Linked DNA regions of Homo sapiens: region 1 is linked to region 2. The links are chromatin contacts, found by Hi-C in ENCODE. All regions are on one chromosome and are shown on one strand. Each heading gives the region's core, a stretch centred on a gene start or an enhancer-like site at or near the end of the contact. The rest is flanking DNA. Distances are from core to core; before and after follow the strand shown. Region 1 holds the start of PDE11A (phosphodiesterase 11A). Region 2 holds the start of OSBPL6 (oxysterol binding protein like 6).

What was found. A loop is a pair of places that touch in the nucleus more often than their neighbours do. Pooled maps may share reads with other maps.
Region 1: a loop to region 2 is called in a map of PC-9, with 2.3 times the contacts of the local background. The contact joins the promoter of PDE11A here to the promoter of OSBPL6 in region 2. A Hi-C loop is called at or near these places in 1 of 168 maps with a recorded cell type or tissue (PC-9) and 3 of 50 pooled maps.

What each region holds. Positions count from the first base shown.
Region 1 is chr2:178,071,521-178,074,220 of GRCh38, reverse strand. PDE11A (phosphodiesterase 11A) reads left to right here and starts at 1,444. Exons shown (of 20, transcript NM_016953.4): 1 at 1,444-2,695. The coding sequence starts at 1,784.
Region 2 is chr2:178,193,092-178,195,791 of GRCh38, reverse strand. OSBPL6 (oxysterol binding protein like 6) reads right to left here and starts at 1,280. Exons shown (of 25, transcript NM_032523.4): 1 at 1,118-1,280. RefSeq lists silencers at 296-590, 1,037-1,726.

The DNA of each region.
Region 1 (2,700 bases), core at 195-2,694, 120 kb after region 2:
TTCCTCTCCATCTAGAAAGTAATCTACTTTCTGTCTGTATGGATTTGCCTATTCTGGACATTTCTTACAAATGAAATTTTACACTATGTGGTCATTTGTGAGTGGCTTCTTTCATTTTGCATGATGTTTTTAAGCTTCATTCGAGTACTAGCACGTGTCAGTGCTTTATTCCATTTTATGATTGAATAATATTCCATTGTATGGAGTTATCACATTTTATTTGTCTGTTCCTCAGCTGATGGACATTTGGATTATTTCCACTGCATATCCGTAAATGTTTAACAATTAGCAGTCCATTAAAAAAAAAAAAACCCTGACACATAACATTTGCTGATTTCCATGGTGTAAACATTCCCGTTGTGACTGATTGCAAACTCCATGATGTGACTGAATACAGAATTGGAAAGAGATTTTAAAATAGGCACTTGTGAGTCCTTACAAGCCAGTTTCAACATATCACTAACCATCTTTACTGATAGATCACTCAAGTGACCAGAGACATAGCTACATTCAGTAAAGTTTCCATACATCGTCACCTTAGAATAATAATAATAACAAAAGTAATACAACAGCTAACATTTACTGAGCACTTTTTATGTGCCAGGCACTATGCTAAACGTTGTTTTTTTTCTTTTTAAATCTTGATCACCACTCACCTTCTTGGAAACCAGCAGCTCCAAATTACCAGGATTCTATGCTTGGTTTACTGTCTCCTAGCTGGTCTCCCTGCTGTTAATTAAATACTCCAGACTCTTCAGCACTTACTTCCTCTACCTGGTAAACTCTTTTTCTGTACTGTGTTTTACACCCTTTCTCTGTGTAATCTGTCTCTGCCCCAGGTACATGAATTTGGTTAAAGTCATGAATTGCTCACATCGGAAACTTTATTTGCTATTTTCGGGGAAATGCCATTCCATTAATATTTACTGAGCACCCACAAGGCGCTGGGCAGTGTTAGTGAGCAAGTCCCAGGAATCCTGGGAACCAACAATCCACAGTCACATCCCAGAAAAATAACCCTGCCTGTCTCTGAGGGTGAACGACACTCTCGATTCCTCGGAGTCCGCTTCTGTGTTCAGATCCCTGCAAAACATCAACACTTGTATCTCGGACTCCCACTGGGCTCCCGCTGGGCCTCCTCGAAACGCTAACGGATTAAGGGGCGCGGTGAGTAGGGAGGGTTGGGGAGGTAAGGGAGCAAGAAGCGGGGAAGGAACAAGGTGCGTTTCCCTCTTCTAATCGTGTTCCAATCAGGAGTCCTGTACCCAGGCGCCGATTCCGGCCGTCCAGAGACTCTTCCAGGAACCGCCTGGCAGCCTGGGCCGTGGACTTTGGCTGGTCTGGCGTCCGCGGCTCCCTCCTCTTCTCTCCTCCCTCCAGGCTCCGTGCCTCACTCAGGGGCGTGTCCTGCCCTACCTCCCTGTCACAGCGGTCCACTCATCCGGTTACAGCAGCAGTTCCAGCAGCAGCGGCGGCAGCCAGAACAGGAGCAGCGATAGCTCGGGTTTCCGGAACAGGAGCCGGGGCAGCGGCGGCAGCTCAGTGCTGGGCACCTGTGCGGAGCAGGAGTAGCAGGACCACGGGGTGGGGTCGGCGCCAGCCACTCTGAGCCAGAGAAGGAAGGGGCATCTCCCAGATTCCACTGCTGGGAATAATCTCCAGGGGAGGTGGCGCTGAACTGGGAATACTGGTGGGGGTGAACATGTGCAGGAACAGCTAGAGGCCTCGGGGCAGGAAAACATTTGGTTCACGTGTAAACAGGCAAGGAAAGCTGTCTGGGACCATGGCAGCCTCCCGCCTGGACTTTGGGGAGGTGGAAACTTTCCTGGACAGGCACCCAGAGTTGTTTGAAGATTACTTGATGCGGAAGGGGAAGCAGGAGATGGTTGAAAAGTGGCTGCAGAGGCACAGTCAGGGTCAGGGGGCTTTAGGTCCAAGGCCCTCTTTGGCTGGTACCAGCAGCTTGGCTCACAGCACCTGCAGAGGTGGCAGCAGCGTTGGTGGTGGCACTGGACCAAATGGCTCTGCCCACAGCCAGCCCCTTCCCGGTGGCGGGGACTGTGGTGGGGTTCCCTTGAGTCCCAGCTGGGCCGGTGGCAGCAGGGGCGATGGGAACCTGCAGCGGAGAGCTTCTCAGAAAGAGCTAAGGAAGAGTTTTGCCCGCTCCAAGGCCATCCACGTGAACAGGACCTACGATGAACAGGTGACCTCCCGGGCTCAGGAACCCCTGAGTAGTGTACGACGGAGGGCACTTCTCCGGAAGGCAAGCTCCCTGCCCCCCACCACAGCCCATATTCTCAGTGCGCTGCTGGAATCGAGAGTGAATCTGCCTCGGTATCCCCCTACAGCCATCGACTACAAGTGCCATCTGAAAAAGCATAATGAGCGTCAGTTCTTTCTGGAATTGGTCAAAGATATCTCCAATGACCTTGACCTCACCAGCCTGAGCTACAAGATTCTCATCTTTGTCTGCCTTATGGTGGATGCTGACCGCTGCTCTCTTTTCCTGGTGGAAGGGGCAGCTGCTGGCAAGAAGACCTTGGTCTCCAAATTCTTTGATGTGCATGCAGGAACACCTCTGCTGCCTTGCAGCAGCACAGAGAACTCAAATGAGGTGCAGGTCCCCTGGGGCAAAGGTATCATTGGCTATGTCGGGGAGCATGGAGAAACGGTCAACATTCCTGATGCCTACCAGGTAGG
Region 2 (2,700 bases), core at 31-2,530:
ATAGACAATTGGCTAAACTTAGCCCAGCAATTTAAAAATGAAAGTTCCTATAGAAAAAACCTTACAGGATTTTGTGTCCAGAAGAGAGAAATAATCTGGCAACCCAGTGGGTTCACTTAGTTTCGTGTCATTTGCTTCATGTCCATTATGTAATGCTTCCCCTAGCTTTAGGTCTCTATGTTTAAGCAACCGTTCAGGTATATCATAGAATTGTCACAAAATCAGTATCTGGTTATAACTTTCAAAAACAGCTTAAAAGGTGCCTTGCAGATGTGTCTATACGCAGCAGAAGCTTTGGGGAGAAAATCCGCTTGTGTCATTACTTCTCCAGGCTTTCTCCTCAGGTCTCCCATTCCCTCCTCCCCCAGCATCCCCGGCGACACGATCTGCGGGCAGCTCCCGGCTTGATGCAGGGGAAGCACGTCTTGACTGCAATGCAAACGCTGTCCCGGTCTGAACCAGGGAAGGCAGACTTGGCCCTGGCCGGGGGAGTGGACGGAGGCTGCCGGGAGGGCTGCAGGGGCGCCAGCAGCGGGTGGGCAGGGGTGCCCCGCGAGGGCAGTCCGCAGTGCACGCGCACAATAAAACCCAATGCACAACTTCCCCAGCCGCTCCTCTCGGCTTCCCCGATTCCCTGAAAGGTGCGGCGTAGGCGTTAGCTCTCGCGGGCGCGGGCGCTCTCACCCGCGCCGGTTCGGTTTTCCGCTGACAATTACATCAGTCCTTCTCCCTGCCCCTGCTTCAATCCCCAGGCAGCCTGCGGGGAGCAGGGGCGCCGGCCCGCGCGAGGGAATGCGAGCGCTAGTGGCAGGCGGCCGGAATTCCCTGGCAACGAGGGGGAGGGAGGGCGGCAAACCGGGACCGCGATACAGACGCCCCCTCCCATCCCGGCCGCGAGAATGGGCTGACACCGCCGCCCCCACTTCCCTGTAGCCCGGGCTATCGGCCGGGGGCGCCTCCAGGGGGACGGCGATGTCCTGGGGACCCGAAGCTGCGGCTGCCCACCCACGCGTCCCTCGGGGTCCTCGGCCCGCCGGAGGCGCACAATGCCCCCGGGCCGCGATGCGGGCACCTTGGCGCCCGCCCCAAGCAATCCCTTTGCAGCTAGGACACCTACCTGGAGGGCGAGCGGTGGCGCCGCGGACTCTGCGGCGGCTGCGCGGCTGCGACGGGAGGCAGGAGGCGGAGAGCCGGCCCCGGCAGGCGGACTGGCGCGCGGGCTAGTGGAGGAGAGGAGGCATGGGCGCCGCCTGCACCGAGCCGCGATCTCCAGCACCGACAGCGGCGGCGGCGACCGTGCTGCGCCTCCAGTGGTCCGCTGCGCTGCAGCCCCTCCTCTCCCACGGGCGGGGCGCGCTGGCGGGGCGGCGCTCCGGGTTCCCCGCCCCCGGCTCCCGCCCGTCCGCCCGGCTGGAGTGGAGCGGCAAGCGGCTGGGGCTCATGCTGCGCACCCGCCCTACCGGGCGCCCCTCCCTGCGCCGCCAGATGGGCTAAGGACCCGGCGCCCTGCGCCCTGGTCACGCGGGGTCCCACAGCCAGGGCTCTCCCCTGGCCCGGCCTCCGTGGGAACCCGTGGTGTCCCGAGATCACCCGCAGTGGAAACCCCGAGTTGCCATCCGCGGGCCTGCGCGCAGTAGCGGAGCCCTCGCCCCGCGCAGTCCGGCGGAGGTGAGCCGGCCGCGCTCGGGAGGGTTGCCCAGAACGGCTCCAGCGCTCGGCCCAGGAGCGCCGCAGCCGGGAGCACTGCGGGAGACCGAATTCCGAAAGGAACGGCTGCCTGGCGGCCTCCGCTCGGGGCTGCCAAACCCATGTCCCTGGGCGCCCTTCTGAGGTCGTCATTTCATACACTTACGCGACTGTGCGTGCCTGCTCCCGTCCCTGACTCGCTCGGGAGCAAAAACTTCCCGGGCCCAGAGAAACACCTGGGTTCTGCGAAAGGAAGAGCCGGTTCCTTCAAGCCCCTGGCAAAGCCGATCAAAGTCAGTCAGTCCCGCCTCACTACAACCCTTCCACACCCTTAAACCCTTCCACACTCCAAGCCACTCCCGGCCTGCGTTCGGTGTGCAGATTAATCTAAAGGCAAATTTGCTGGGAGGGACGGGGTAATGTAAATATTTGTACAGACATTCTGTAAACGAGTGACTGCGGACATGTCAATATTTCAAGACATTTGTGTCATCATCATCTGGGGGTGGGAGGCGGAGGGGGAGTCCAGAGGACATCGACTGGACTTAATGGGAGCTATTACAGAACATGCTGGGGTGCCTTCAAAAATGGAAGATATTGCTTACTAATGAGGCAACTGTGATGGCATTTCATTGTGCCCTGTGCTGACAAAATGATTTGCTATGAAACATAGTCGACTTTATGCACTCCTTCCCACATGCAGTTTCTCTTGAATCTCCAATCTCACCTGTTGGATTAGCTTTTTCCATCTAGACTAGCAATGTTCTCATGTCCTCTGGTCACAAAATAATAGATGCGGGACCCTGCGACAATGGCAGTTTGTCCTTCATTCCTTTGCTGTGAAGACAGGCTCCTCAAGGGAGCAGCTGGGATGCTGACCTCTGCTTCATCACAGCCACCCTTTCTACTTACTCCTTCTGAGTTCCATTAACAGAAACTCTACTGAAATGGCTTTCTCCCTTAAAAGAAAAAAAGCTAAAACCCATGTATTTAAAAAGAAATACAAAAGTGTGA